Linked DNA regions of Mus musculus: region 1 is linked to region 2. A link is a loop called in an ENCODE intact Hi-C map of the cell type or tissue named here. Cell type or tissue: heart. All regions are shown on one strand.

Region 1 (8,000 bases), 350 kb before region 2:
CAGAGCCCTTGTACTTCTCACAGAAAACTTCCTTCACAGAGCATGGTGCAAGACCCAGATCTGTGGTTATTCAAAAGCTCCATTCAGTCAACATGAAGACTGTATACAGCCATGTATAAATGAAGATTTGTACAACCCAGGGAAGGAACTGAAAACGAAGGCATGCTTACCACTGTGAAGATTTTACATAACATCTTCCACATCTGTAGGACTGAAACTCATTTTGAATTAAGCAGACTTGAATTTTCAAGTTGTTCAAGAGTAAAGGTAGCAGGAGTTTGAAACAGGATGAGTTGTATAAGTCATTGACTGTAAGTATCCATAGCAACTATAGAAACTTCTCAGGGCAGAATCTTGATGTGCAATTACCTGAAAGCATATGGAATGCTCCCACATGGGTCCCTTTATCCCTTTATCACAAGACTGGTAGTGCATTGCACCTCCCTTGGGAATATCTTCCTTAAATGATTTTTGAGGGCCCATCAATAATTCATATTGCTATAGGATACATTTTAAAAGAAGAGGTAATTATGGATATGACTATTAAAGATGCCTTTCACTAATGGATTAATTCATGAATGAATCAGGAGCCACAACTGCTTCATTATAGACATCATAGAACCAGGGATTTGTCTGGAGTGAGGAGGTAGTAATATGAATGAAAGATGTAAGGCTGGCTATTTCTGAAAGACAAGGGTCATCCCACCATTACATTTCTAATTAGAGAGTGACCTGTGATGCCATAAGCCATATTGAAAGAGCTGTGAAATAATTCATAAATAATGAAATCTTCCAAACCCTGATGGAATTACATAATGCACAAAGGTGCAACACTCCTGGGAAAGACACTCAGTGGTCACATTTCCTTATTCCAAAAATTCAAATTCTCTCTCTCTCTCTCTCTCTCTCTCTCTCTCTCTAACTGTCCTCACACTCCCTATGTAGCCAAGGATGACTAAACTTCTGATTCTAAATGGTAAGATTATAGGCATACAGCATCATACTCAATTCATTTTTTCATATATGTTAAATAAAACCATGCCCCTAATTCAGCAGCTCTCATATTTATAAAGATCAGCGTGTAGGATAAGTGGGCATACAGACACATCCTAGGTAGAGCACAACCTCCAAGAAAGGTTGAATGTTGTAACTAAAAGTCTCCATGGTTCATGAGCCTGTTTCTTACCAATTTCATTGTTCTTCTTTATCTTCCACTGTCCCTCACTTATCATTCTTACTTTAGTGACTTCACTATATCCTCCACATTTACCCAGGAGGTGGGGAAAACAGGAATTCTGGATGTAGCCTGAACCATGTGTTAATGCGAACAGTGACCAGTGGTTCTATGACTGTACTGGATTGCAGAGGCACAGGCAGTACAGTGGTAAGTGTGGCTCACAAGAGAGCAGGTAGTGTTCTCTGGGTCTGATCTCCACATAATTCCTCAAAGCACACATGCTAGGAAATGGGAAAAGCTGAGGTGATGAACAGAGCAAGTGGTATCTGTCCAGGAAAGTCACTCGGATGTTCCTTCTGATGAACCCTGGAACAAACTTGTTAGTCTTTCAAAAAACTTATATTTTTATTTCTTTATTGTGCATGGCTGCATGCCTCTAATTGGTGAATGCCAGACATTGAAAGCCTCTGTCTCAAACAAACAATAAATGTGGATGGTTCCCAAAGAATGGTATCTAAGGTTTTCCTAAGGCTGACCTGAACATGTATGCATACATATATCCACATGTATGTCCTGTAACCCCACACTTACTTATGCACACACATTAATATATGAAAACTATAGATGAACTTCAGAAATAGACTAACTACATCTAGGAAACATGATAAACTAGTGAAGGCATTCTGTGATAGTAAGATCACTTTATGAGACTTGAAGTAAAGGATATCTGCTAGTACTGTATGCACATTGTAGACCATGTGCATGCAAAATCTAAGGTGACCACACAAAGACCCTTTGCTGTACTTTACCAACACAACCACTCCTTTGTCCATGTTTTTCCCTACTAAGGAAGAAGCCTGCTGCCATACTGCTAGGGAACTGCAAGGAAGCTTACTCCTCCATACAGGTCTTAATCTCCAGGTTTCCTCTGAAAAGTCTGAAATGTATAGAACTGAAAAGTGCCCTGGAGACCTGGGTTCCAGCCTAGCATAAGGTGTCCCTATGATCCTCTCAATCACTTCCTCTTAAGTAATGTTTTCATCCCAGAGAAAGCCAGGCCCTCTGTTGGTAAACCTACAGCACTACTTGGGATGCTGATGCCTCTCAAATATGTACTTGCTTGGGTATGAAAAGACTCTAAGGTGTAATAATCCTACTGTGATTGCAGATGAGATTATACCTCTTGAAACTTACATGATCCTTTAATGTATACCATACCTTTACCAGACTCTACTTTCTTTGTCCCTGTAACAATCCTATTGTAGGGTTGTGTAGTAATTATTCGACCTATTTTACTGCCAAGAAACATGGGACTCGGGGTCTTTTACACAACTGGTAAAAGGTCTGGGCCATCTATGTTTTCTTCCATTGTTTAGCCCCAACTATCCTGGAACTTAACTTGCTATGTAGACCAAGCTGGCCCTGAACTCACAGAGATTCACCTGACTCAAAATTCCTAGTTCTGGGGCTTACAGATGTGTGTGCATCTCTCTCTCTCTCTCAAACATTAAAAACTTTAGTTACATTTACATGTGTGTATGTGCGCATGCAGGTGTACATTTGGGGGTAAAGAACAACTGACATTGCCAGTTTTCTCTTTCTACCATGTAAGTCTCAGAGACCAAATTCAAATTACCAGCCTTACACTCATTTCCTCCCCCCATACACAGTCTCTTTCTCTCCAGTACCCTGCCTCCACGAAGGATGCACTCACACATGTGCACACATGCACATACCCACACCAAAAACACACACAGTCACATGCACACACATGTTGACACGCATGCACACAACCAAACACACACACTCTCACACACAAGCATACACATATTCACATGTATGCACACACTCACACAAATGCACACACACACCACACACATATGCACACACATATACACATGTGCAGACACACAAACACACAAATACACACACTCACATGCATGCACACACACTTACACATAGACATACATATACTCATACTCGCACACACTCAAATGCACACACACATTCACACACATGCACAAATACATACACACCACACACACACACACACACACACATTCACACATATACACACACACATAGAGTTGATCACACTGGCCTCCAGTTCATATAGTTCTGCCTACCTGTGTCTTGGGAATGCTGGGACTAGAGGTTTTCAGCACCACTTCCAGCCTGTTCTTACCATTTTAATCTCTTTTTTTTTCTTCTCCCCAATCTAAGCAGACAGCTCCATTGCACTACAGTCACAACATGGAACTTGTATAAGTTCAACAAAAAGGCTATCTAAAGCTATACTACAGCCTTGGGAAGAATGTTTTCCTGATGAATGAGTCCTCTTCCTTCCTCCCTCCCTCCCTTCCTCCCTTCCTCCCTCCCTCCCCTCCCTCCCTTCCTTCCTTCCTTCTTTCCTTTTATATTGAGCAAAGAGCCAAGAAAAAGCAACAGTAGATTTCTTTTTAGGACAGCGACTGCTTTAGAAATCAAAGGCACTGCATGTGAATGTGTTCACACTAGACAGGGTTTATGTTTGTTTAATAACAGCCAATACTGTCTTTAGGGTCTTTGCACCTTTATTTTTGTGGTGTTGGGGACCTGAGCCAGAGTCTTGCATATGCCAGGCAAGCTCTGTACCACTAGGCCAGCTGCTTCATACCAGCACCTGAGCATCTTCTGACACAGACAGGAAGCACTGGGAAATAGTGTGTGTGATATTTCTTAAAATGGCAAAGAAATGGCTCATAGTATTTTAGGTTTCAGGCTGTTTTTATTAGGTTGGAGTTGCCAACTTTTATGGGACAAATACTCAAAAGAGTGGAAATTTTACAAAACCAAATATAAATATAAATGTGTTATTCAGACAAGAGGAACTGAATTAATGATGCTCCCTCTCATGAGTCAGCTGTGACAGTCACCTCTTATTTAGCCAGGCTCCCAGGAGGGGTGCTGAAGACAGGAACTGCTCTTCAGGGTCTTGAGACTAATTCTCTGTGGACATGTCATTGAAATCAACACAGAAGTGTTCTCTCCTTAGAGATAACTTTAAGGATCATTATACATAAGGACATGTGGCATCTGAATGCCCTAGGGTCTTGTCTAGGGCATCATCTGCAATAAGCATTTGGAGAGATGTCACTTCCTCAAATATAACAGTAGATGGTGCTGCAGTCAACCAAAAGCCCTGGAAATCTATGACCTAAAGGCTTTTCTGTGAGAGGAAAAGTAGCTTAAAAGCTGCCCAGAGATCACAGCTTACTGAATATCACACTCTGAATTGAAACCCTTCACCCAACAAGTTTTTGTAAAATTAGATAAATGTGTTATTATCCATTTACGTGTGTGTGCATGTGTGTGCATGTATGTGTATGTGGGGGACAGAGAACAAATTGTAGGAGTTACTTCTCTCCTTCCACCATATGGGATCTGGGTTGAACTCCAGTCATCAGGATTAGCAGCAAACACTACCCAATGAGCCATATCACTGCCTGACTGTAAGCGTAGCTTTTAAAATGGGCTTACAAATTCCTTATGGATATTTGAGTGGTCTCCTATGACATTTTACACTTACGTGTCTTTATACTTTGTCAGATTGTCCCCACACCCACCCACCTCCCTCACTGTGGACCCTGCTCCCCTTTGGTCCATTCCCTTGTGCTTCCATGTCAACATAGTCTATTTCCTTCTCATTTCCTTTATTTCCTTAAGAGCTCTTCTTCTCCTCTTATAATCTCCTTTCTAGTTTTATGACCCCCCACTACATATCTACAAACACACACACACACACACACACACACACACACACACACTATATATATATATATATATATATATACATATATATGCATATATATGTACATGTATATGTATGCATATATACATATGTATGCATGTATATATGTATAAAACAATGGCAGAGTTTTCAGGAAAAAATTTTCTGCAAATTACCCCATTCCATTCCATCCAATCCATCCAACCAACAGATACCTATGTGGCAACCCCACTGTATTAGGCACTTGCTGGGTGTTGTGTTTGCAAAATGATAATAGCAGACAGAGTATATAGCCTTCCGAATATTAGGATTAAACAAGTAATGCCTCCCAAAATGATTCTGCTATATAGAGTTTAATGTAACCACAGGGGACATACCAGATAAAAGACAATAGGACTCCTGACTAAACTGAAGAATCAGGGGTCAACACTTAGGTAAAATGGAGTTTGACAAGGTGTCTATGTCTTATGTTGAAATATAGAACTAGCATCTGGACTCCTTTACTCCATTTAAGATCCTCGCAGTTTGCACTCCCACCAGCAATGAAGAAGTATTTCCCTCACTCCACATCTTTTCCAGCATGTGCTCTTAAGTGTTTGATCTTAGCCTTTCTGATGGGTGTAAGATGGAACCTCAGAGTTGTGTTTATTTGCATTTCGCTGATGACTAAGAAAGAAATATGAACATTTCTTTAGGTGCTTCTCACAGCCATTCAAGATTCCTCTGCAGAGAATTGTGTTTAGCTCTTGTACCCCATATTTTATTAGATATTTACTTTATTTACATTTCAAATGTTGTCCCTTCCCTGGATTCCCCTCCAAACCCCTCTTATGCCCTCCCCATCCCTCTGCTCACCAACCCATGTACCCCATTTTTTAATTGGGCCCTTTGGGTTGTTGGTGTCTAACTTATTGAGTTCTTTGTAAATTTTGGATATTAGCCCTGGGTCAGATGGAGGGTTGGTGAAGATTTTTTTCCCAATCTGTAGGCTGCCGTTTTATCCTATTGACAGAGTCCTTTGCCTTACAGAAGATTTGTAGTTTCATGAGGCCCTACAACTGGAGCAGGAGGTATCCTAAAAGTTGTTACCTATGGACAGTGGTGGCACACGTCTATAATCCCAGCACTTGGGAGGCAGAGGCAGGCAGATTTCTATGTTCAAGGCCAGCCTGGTCTATAAAGTGAGTTCCAGGACAGCCAGGGCTATACAGAGAAACCTTGTCTCGAAAAACAAAAAAACAGAAAAACAAACAACAACAACAACAACAACAACAACAAGCTGTTACCTGTACCTGGGATATATTCTTCTAGCTAGCCTGCCTTGTCTGGCCTCAGTAGGAGAGGAAGTGCCCAGCCTCACTTACTTAAAGTGCCAGGGTGGGGGGATACTCCAGGGAACTCCACCCGCTCATAGGAAGATAGTGGGAAGGGGAAAGAAATGTGGGAGGGGCTTATGGAGAGGAAGGCAGTGAGCAGGGTATAAAGTGAATAAATAAAAGAAAAAAAAACTTAGATTAAATTTAAAAAAAAAGACCCTCACAGGCTTGTAAATAAAGTAATTGGTCTCCTTTGCCATCTGCACTATTTGAATTGCATAGAGAATAGCTTCCTTCTCCTGATGTTATTTAATAATTTAACTACCTAAAATTAATTACAACTCACATTACTGTCATATGTCTCTTGAGTGAATGCAAGCTGCTTATTGTTTGGCTTTTGCACTGAAGTACTTGGAGAAGTTCTCAGTGTTTTAGCATGTGGTATGTGGAAGGTACGTTCAATGTTGAGTGGTCTGACTTCCCCTGGGAATTTCATTCATTTCATACTGAGGTGCTGTGATTAATAAGCAAAAGAAGTTGAAAAGGCATAGCCAAGAGTGGATCTGGCAGACAGGAAGGGAAGGGGCATTACACTCAGTCTTGAACATTTTAACCAGATAATAGCAAAATAAAGGTTGACATAAAACATGACATTCCTCTTTCATATTACCTCTATCTCAAATGGCTCGCTGATTATATTTTAAAATCCAAACTCATCAATTCCAAAGACTGATTCTTGAATGAGTAAAACTAAATCTGAATGTCTCCTCTTAAGGGGATTAAAAAGCTGTATTGTAAGGAAATGTGTTTCATGAGCCACAGGCAATGCTCTTTGCCTTTAGTTAGGACCTTGCAGAAGCAAATACCTTATTATTTTTGATGCTATTACTATTTTATTTCATCTTTTCAAAAAGTTAACTCAGGACTGCCGTGATCTTTTTTACTGTATTCAATTCTTCATTTATCATTGTATAAAAAGTATGGCTTAAAGCTAGCATGATCTTTCCAACCATTTCTTTAGACAAGTAAACATTTATACATGCCAGGTTACAAGATACATATTCAATATAGTGAAAAGCTTACTGCACAGTTTCTCTTAATTTATGTATGCCTTCATATCTATTTTGTGTGTGTGTGTGTGTGTGTGTGTGTGTGTGTGTGTGAGAGAGAGAGAGAGAGAGAGAGAGAGAGAGAGAGAGAGAGAGAGAGAGAGAGTACATAGCTGAAACTGGTCTTGAACTCAATCAAATAGCCCAGGCTGGCCTCAGACTCTAGATCCTATAGGCATATTCCTTATGCCTGGGGTCTTTCATGTCTGTGTTTGGAAGTCAGGAGTGTTTAATGGTGCTGTAACATAAGAAAGCAGCATTGTAATATAGTGGGGTGGGTGACCTTCCTGCTCTGTTGTGTTGTCCGTATGGTATGGTCTTGAGCAAACCCTTCAATTACTCAGAGCCTTTCATGTTTTCATCTTTATAAAGATAAAGGGGTTTTGCTTGATAAGAGGTCTCCTACCATGCGCTAGCCTATCTTCCCTGTTGACTTTATTTTGCTGCCCTTGATATGAGCCTTCCTCCTGTGATCCAGGCACTATCAACTTTGTCTTCTTTAAACTGATAAGAGTACAGAGCCTAAGACCCTGTTTGTGTAGTCTTTTCCACTTTTAGTATGTTCTCCAGATGGTTTCAGAGATACTGTTTTGAAACACAGTCTTATCTCCTCTGTTAAACAGCAAAAT
Region 2 (8,000 bases):
GGGTAGATAACTTGTTACTTGTAGAGAGAATCTTGCTCACCTTGACAATGAACTGCAGTTGAGGTGGTGCCAACTTCGTTATGGAACAAACATGCTCTGGAGATGCAATCACCATTAATCTCGTCTTGATCGTCCTTAAGGGCTTCTTCAATTGAAACTATAAACATACACAGTTGTATTCTGTTATTATCCCTGTCTGAGTAAGCAATATAGAGAACCCACAATCTCATCAAAATAACCCACTATACCCTGTAATTTATAAAGCTGTCTCATAGTGATGCTGTAGTTAAAGATAACATCCATTCGCAAAGCGACAATTTGAGTTGTTTTTCCAAGGCTGTAATACGATGCTCTTAGCTGCAATCAAACCTAATTTATTCCAAGTTCTGCTTTCAAAGGCAATGCAGGGTCCCACATGTCTAAACGCAGTAGTTAGGAACAAAACTAAATCAATGTCCTTTTTGCTCCATCTATCCCTCAGCTTCTCACCATGTCTGTCTCTCTTTTTCACCCACACACCTTTCCTCATTAATGGCCCATCCTTACATTTCTGGTACATTTTGGAAATGCCAAGAAATGTACCCTACTCTATACTAATTAGCTCAGGCTTCAAAGGAAAACTATTAGAATCTTTTCAGCATTTCTCAGGAGACTCTAACATGCACCCAGAACTGAACCACCCCTCTGTTGGAGCAACACATATCAATGGCTCCATAGTCTTCAGTGTGACAATCCACCCTCTAGTGCACAATTTTCACAAGAGGACACAGCCGTTCTGACCTTCATAGAGTATTGAAATTTTCCCCCACAATTAAGGCTTCCCTCAGAAATGGCATTTCAATGCATTAAGTTCCTCTTTCTACAAGTAGAGAAGAGCCACCTCACTACTGGTTAATTGGTTCTTAATAGCTCATACTAAGAGAAAAGAGGATAAATTTCAGAGTGTAGAAAGGCAATACCCACCCAAGTAGAGTCTCCTCTGTCTTGTGGGAGTGTCTCCTTTTTGGCTGGATGATAAAGGAATACAGTGCAGGAAGACTTAATTCTGCTGGCACAGAAGCATGAAGGAGCCAACCAGGATGTAACACCTGCAATTGCAAAGAGCTTATCACACACTTGAGAAGTAAAAATAATGCTCAGAATGAGGAATACATTTCATGTTAGGAACAAGATAGACAAGGGCTACCTACTGGGGAACTACTACACATAATTGCACTGTTTTGGTTATTTTACTTTATAAATAAAATGATAAATGAGACTGGTCTCATATATCCTAGACTGTGTTCTAACTTGCTACATACTTAAAAATGACTTTAAACCTCCTTTAACCCACAGCCTTGTGCATGCTAGTCAAATACTTCACCAAATGAGCTACATCCCATGCCCCAGGTAACATATTTAAACAAGTCCAACTGCTGAGCAAAAATATATTCTCCAATTATACCTCATGTAGTATCTATCCTTGGTACTACTGTGGCTGTAAATGTTGATGCATTTTCACCTATTTAGTTTGAGATGTAGATTTTCAACCAGTGAAATCTTGTATTGTGGAGTGGCAAGATGGCCCGATGAACACCAAGACACTACACCTAACCTCTGGGACCTTCATGGTAGATCCTTTAACATTGTCCTCTCAGCTCCACATATGCACATAGAACACATATATGTGCCCCCTATTGTAAGACTCTGGGGAGCCTTAGCTTACCAGGATCCCCTGAGTGAACCATGTGGAGCCAGAACTGATGCAAAAAGCAAGAGGAATTTATTGTTCCAGTGCACTGCGGTCGTCCCAGACCCGAAGGAGGGGTGGTGACCCTCCGGTGCCCATTCAGCGAGTTTTTATATGGTTTCCAGGGGCAGAATAGAGTATCAGCAACTAGGTACAATATGATTGGTGTAACAGTGTGCCCTTTAAACTGATTGGTCTTTAGGGAATAAGGTGGCAAGGACTTCCCTTGTCTGAAGGTGGCAATGGTCCATCCTGTAGAATGTGTCCCACCCACAGGTCAGTTCCCACACTGTGGTCTGAGGAATGTTAATTAACCTCTCCCTTCTGTAGGGACAAGTGTTTCATGACCTTCCCAAAGTATCTTAGCTGACCTTTTCACTATAATAGCACACACTGCCCCCCCTAAATCAATAGAAAGAAAATATAAAGAAAAAAACGTAATAAAAAGAAATTTTGTATTAACTTGCTATAGGTACCATAACAAAGTATTACAAACTGAATAGCTTACATAAAAGAATTTATTTTCTCTCAGACCTGGAGGCCAGAAATCCAAGATTAAGATGTCAGCAGGGTTGATGTCTCTCCTCTCAGGGTGTTAGTGTCTGTCTTCTCCCTGTCATCTTCACATGGTCTTCTCTCCGTGCCTGCCCTACTCTCTTCTCCTTGACGGTATCGGTTGTAGTGGTTTAAGTTCTATCTTGCTGATGCTCTTCTTTTGACTTAGTGACCTCAATTATTGTCTCAACATGCTCACATTCTGAGACATTGAAGATTATAACTGATGTGAATTAAGAGAGGGAATATAACTCAGTCATTGCAGGGTGGGGTCATGCCAATCTGGAAGAAAGGAGTGAGGAGGTGGTGGAAAGAGAGCACAGTATCTATTACTAGCTGATGACAGATAGTCACTTTCATGAATATTTTGTAATTTCATTATATCGTGGGGTCTACATTTTACAGCCATAGCATTGATCTACGTTATCAACAACCTCCACCCCCAGCCAGAATATGTGAGCCTCTCTGACATGTGGTAGAGGAGACAGAACTCTCCCTTAGGTTTTCGGAGTAATATCAATGCATTTCTAACTGGATTCTCACCTGTCTGCAGCCCATGCCAAAAGCAATCAGAAAGGGGATCTCATGTTAAGCACCCATGTTCTAAGGTGGCAGAGTCTGAAGAGCAGGGAGCTGTTTCCAAAAGGACTGTAGGTTTCTAAAGGCTTTTGGCTATTGGTCCAGCTGGACTAATTTGATTTTTTTTCTCTAAAATCTCCAAGACTGCCCTGAATAGCTGAACTCATGCCTGAAAATAAGATCCTTTAGATGTGTCTATGGATAGCTTATTTGACATAAATAGCTTTAGGAGTTAATTTCAAGATATGGGCCAGGTAAGTAATTGCATTCTTTAGTAACCTTCAGACATCTGTATGCTTCAAATTCTTTGTAGATTTTTTAAAAAGAAATAAGATACTTCTGTAGGAATAAATGCCTGCACTAGGCACCAAGTTTTATTCTAGAAGCTATGGTTATGCCTTATTTCTTAGAACTCTGATTTCTACTAAACTTGACCATCTCAAATACAAGCAAGAACCAGGAATAAAGTTGCTCTGGGCAACAAACCTGAAAGTCACATGTACCGAGGGTCACACGCTTTATGTATTGGAGATCTGCTCAGATACTCTCTTGTGAGCTTATTGACTCTTCCTGCCCATGAATTTCAAATGATTGTAGTGGTCGTCTGATTTCTGAGTTCGATGAGCATCAGATTGTAAGATTTTTTTTAATTTTTTTATATTTTTTATTACGTATTTTCCTCAATTACATTTCCAATGCTATCCCAAAAGTCCCCCATACCTCCCCCCCCCACTCCCCTACCCACCCATTCCCACTTTTTGGCCCTGGCATTCCCCTGTACTGGGGCATATAAAGTTTGTGTGTCCAATGGGGCTCTCTTTCTAATGATGGCTTACTAGGCCATCTTTTGATACATATGCAGCTAGAGTCAAGAGCTCCGGAGTACTGGTTAGTTCATAATGTTGTTGCACCTACAGGGTTGCAGTTCTCTCTAGCTCCTTGATTACTTTCTCTAGCTCCTCCATTGGGGGCCCTGTGATCCATCCGATAGCTGACTGTTAGCATCCACTTTTGTGTTTGCTAGGCTCCGGCCTAGTCTCACAAGAGACAGCTATATCAGGGTCCTTTCAGCAAATGCTTGCTAGTGTATGCAATGGTGTCATCGTTTGGAGGCTAATTATGGGATGGATCCCTGGATATGGCAGTCTCTAGATGGTCCATCCTTTTGTCTCAGCTCCAAACTTTGTCTCTGTAACTCCTTCCATGGGTGATTGTTTCCAATTCTAAGAAGGGGCAAAGTGTCCACACTTTGGTCTTCGTTCTTCTTCAGTTTCATGTGTTTTTCAAATTGTCTCTTATATCTTGGGTATACTAAGTTTCTGGGCTAATATCCACTTATCACTGAGTACATATCATTTGAATTCTTTTGTGATTGTGTTACCTCACTCAGGATGATGCCCTCCAGGTCCAACCATTTGCCTAGGAATTTCATAAATTCATTCTTTTTATTTGTAAGATTTCTATTGGCCAGAATACAGCAGTGAGAAGGGTCACCTGGTTGTTTAGAAGAAAAACATTTCTGAAGACAAGTTTCTAACAAGCAAATGATTGTTTTTTAGCATGGATAAATTTAAACGTTGGTGTATAGTGTTGGTGTCAAGTCTATTCCTGCACACAAAATGTAATTTGTAATGATAACCCTGCGTTATAAAGATTGAAGAACTAGAGACTGACTGTGAATTTATTGCCAAACTTTGTTCAGGATGATAAAGAACTGCCTTGCTTAGGAAATATTTGCATCCCAAATAAAAAGAGGAAAAACTTAAAAACATTAGCATTGAACAGGATGCTTTTCACTTGCAGGAAATTACATGTCATGGGAAAAAATTAAAAACCACTATAATTGTCTATTTCTAGCCAAAAGACATTCTCTGCTGTAAATCATTAAATCCCCTCCAGTCAGCAAAATAAATTTGGAGGTCTGATGTCTGGTGGCCAGGTCCAGTGATGACCCTGCTCTTCCTGTGAGGCTATACCTGACTGCTCTTCCTTTCCCACGTGACCTGGACTTTTCAGTCTGCAGGATGGGTTAGAGTCATCAGCCACTGCCACCAGAGGTTGGGGGCCTTGGATGATTCACGATTCACCATCTTTCTCATGCTCCTAATGCAACCGCTTACCCTTATTCTTAATAAAGACATAACTAGCCCATCTCTCTTACAGAAAGATAAGAAGCTGATTCTTCTCACATAAATTACATATATTAATCCACTTATAGTCCTTTACCCAAATTTCTAGAATATTCAAGTCATGGGGTAATATAAAGTGTAATATAAAGTTTCACTAGATTCAGATGTCCAGTTTAGGCTTAAACTGAAAATGAAAAGTGCTGTTTATGCCAGAAGCCCAAGGGATTCTAGGGCTGGCGGATGAGGAACCCAAGTATCTGCTTATCAACTCTATTGTGAATGACACAAGGAACACTCTCCCTTTCTCAGATCCCAGGGAAGCGGTGAGGCTGCTGGAAGATCATCCTTAGAGGTGAAGGTGCCCTCTAGAAGGGAAAGCTGAACTGTGGTGGTGGTGGTGGTGGTGGTGGTGGTGGTGGTGGTGGTGGTGGTGGTGGTAGTGGTGGTAGTGGTGGTGGTGGTGGTTTTTATTCAAAGATCCATTTACCAAAGAAGAGCCCAGAATAGCTTGTTCTAAGTTCCTAGGGATGGGGACTATGATCATAGAGACTGCTCCTCCTTCTGTGATAGAAACATCCAAGGAGTGAGCTGCTGCTGCTGAACCCCTGTGGGTATGGTATTCCAGAGAGAGGATGCAAGCTACCCTACCACACCTCCTCCAAAGTGAGTGTGGAAGAGTGGTACCTTCCTCGTGGCTCCCCTAAAAGTAAAGAGAAAAATGAAGAGGAAGGGTTACAGAAAGATGTGAAGGGAGAATTTTCTCACTGATGAAGGGACCTAGAAAGAGCAAGGCCTCCAAAAAGCCATGCAGATCTCCAGCAGTATAGACTGTATAAGATGCTGCTGAGCTGAGCCAGGGACAGTGCCCACTGAGAGTTGATCGAAGACTTCTGAGTCAGCCCAGTTCTGAGACTAAGGCTGTTTTATTTTTTTTCCCAATCTGATTTTATATCACTTTAATTACATGCAAGTATTAAGGACAAGTAGTACAATGAGGAGCAAGCAAGGCAATAAATACAAATAGTCAAGGAACAAACAAGACAATAAACAAAGTCCCAAGATCACTCCCAGGATCACTGTTTCTAAGGGCTTATCAGGACGATCAAGATATCTGAGCCTACTTCCCCATCCTAGCCCAAAGTCACTTTCATGCCGGAAGCCGACTTCTTTGTTCCACCCAATGTCAGATTCCTGCCTAAACTTACTTCTTTGTCATGCCCTAATGCAAAACCAATTTCTAACAATAAGAAAAATTCTGGGGAAATCAACATCCCTGACCTCAAGCAGTACTACAGTATGATATTGGTACAGAGACAGACAAATAGATCAAAGGAATAGAATTGAAGACCCAAAACTAAATCCACACACCTATGGAAATTTGATCTTTGACAAAGAAGCCAAAATATACAATGGAAAAAAAGAAAGGATCTTCAATAAATAATGCTGGTCTAGCCGGCAGTCTGTATGTAGAAAAATGAAACTAGATCCATATTTATCACCTTACACAAAGCTCAAGTCCAAGTGGATCAAGGGCCTCAACATAAAACCAGATGCACTGAATCTAATAGAAGAGAAAGTGGGAAAGAGCCTTGAACTCATTGGCATGGTGGGGACATTTCCTAAACAGAACTCCAATGGCTCAGGCTCTAAGATCAAAAATTGATAAATGAGACCTCATGAAACTGAAAAGATCCTGTAAGGGATAAGACAAAGTCAAACAGGACAAACCAGCAACCTACAGAGTAGGGAAAATTTTCACTAACCCCACATCCGATAGAGGGCTAATATCTAAAATATACAAAAAACTCAAGAAACTAACCTCCAAAAAAAAAAAATGACAAAATTTTAAAATGGTGTACAGAGTTAAGTAGAGAGTTCACAACAGAGAAATCTCGAATGGCCAAGAAGCACTTAAAGCAATGTTCAAAGTCCTTAGTAATCAGAGAAATGCAAATCAAAATGACCCTGAGATTCCACCTTACTCCAATCAGAATGGCTAAGATAAAAAAACACAGGTGAGGGCACATGCTTGCAAGGATGTAGAGAAAAAGGAACACTCCTCCTTTGCTAGTGGGATTACAAACTGGTACAATCATTCTGGAAATCAATCTGAAAATCAGAAATAGATCTACCTGAAGACCCAACTATACCACTCTTGGGCATATAGCCAAAAGATGCCCCACCATACCACAGGGACATGTGTTCCACCATGTTCATAGCAGCCTTGTTTGTAGTAGCCAGAAGCTGGAAACAACACAGATATCCCTCAAACAAAGAATGGATGCAGAAAATGTGGTTCATTTACACAGTGGAATATTATTCAGCCATTACGAATGACGAAATCATGAGTTTTGCAGACAAATGGATGGCTAGAAAGTATCTTCCAAAGTATCTGAGTGAGGTAACCCAGACCCAAAAGGACATGCATGGTATGTACTCATTAATAAGTGGATATTAGCCAAAAAGTACAGAATACCTAGGATATAACCCATAAAGCTTAAGTTTAAACACTACTGATTTTCAGTGTTAGAGATGAGGAGATTGAGACACAGTCGGGTTAAGTACCTCTCTACTCTTTACCTGGAGGAGCTGGATTCAAACTCGGGCATGGAGGCTAGCCAGTCAGCCTCAACTCATCCTAACCCTGTTCTGTATCATGGTTATTTAAAATTGCCTTTGTCGATTCCTAATACTGATGAGTTAGTTTACGTCTTTGATTATTAATGATGCCAGACATTTTGTTATTGTATTGATATTGTGTTCCTTTCTAATTAAGTGTTCATTTATAGTGCTTGCTAGTAAAGTTAGTTTGTTGAATAGAGTCTTGCTAAATAGCCAAGACTGGCCTGAAGCTAACCATGTACCCAGGCAATCCTTAAGGCTTAGATTCCTAAATGCTAATATTACAAGCAGTAATCCTTACATTAATTGCCACTAGTCTTTTTCTTTATTATTTATGAGAAGTCTTTTTTATGAGAAGTCTTATTTTTAACATCTCAGCCATTGGA

What was found. Peaks named below come from ENCODE experiments on the same cell type or tissue, not always from the same donor. Only the 100,000 strongest peaks of a DNase experiment are listed, where the experiment ranks them.
Region 1: a loop joins it to region 2, with 2.9 times the contacts of the local background. A loop is called at or near these places in 7 of 42 quality-filtered maps.

Annotation. Positions count from the first base shown.
Region 1 is chr14:49,730,441-49,738,440 of GRCm38, reverse strand. The region is part of intron 5 of Armh4 (armadillo-like helical domain containing 4); the gene reads left to right. All of the region lies in intron 1 of Gm36146 (a long non-coding RNA gene), which reads right to left. Among named protein-coding and RNA genes, the nearest start is that of Gm36146, 16 kb to the right of the region's middle. In heart, a CTCF peak has its summit at 4,319 (motif pointing right); no DNase peak of the experiment used is centred here.
Region 2 is chr14:49,380,940-49,388,939 of GRCm38, reverse strand. All of the region lies in intron 1 of Slc35f4 (solute carrier family 35, member F4), which reads left to right. It overlaps Gm52146 (a long non-coding RNA gene), which reads right to left and starts at 2,815. Exons shown (of 3, transcript XR_003951216.1): 1 at 2,264-2,815; 2 at 964-1,088; 3 at 4-157. In heart, no CTCF peak of the experiment used is centred here; no DNase peak of the experiment used is centred here.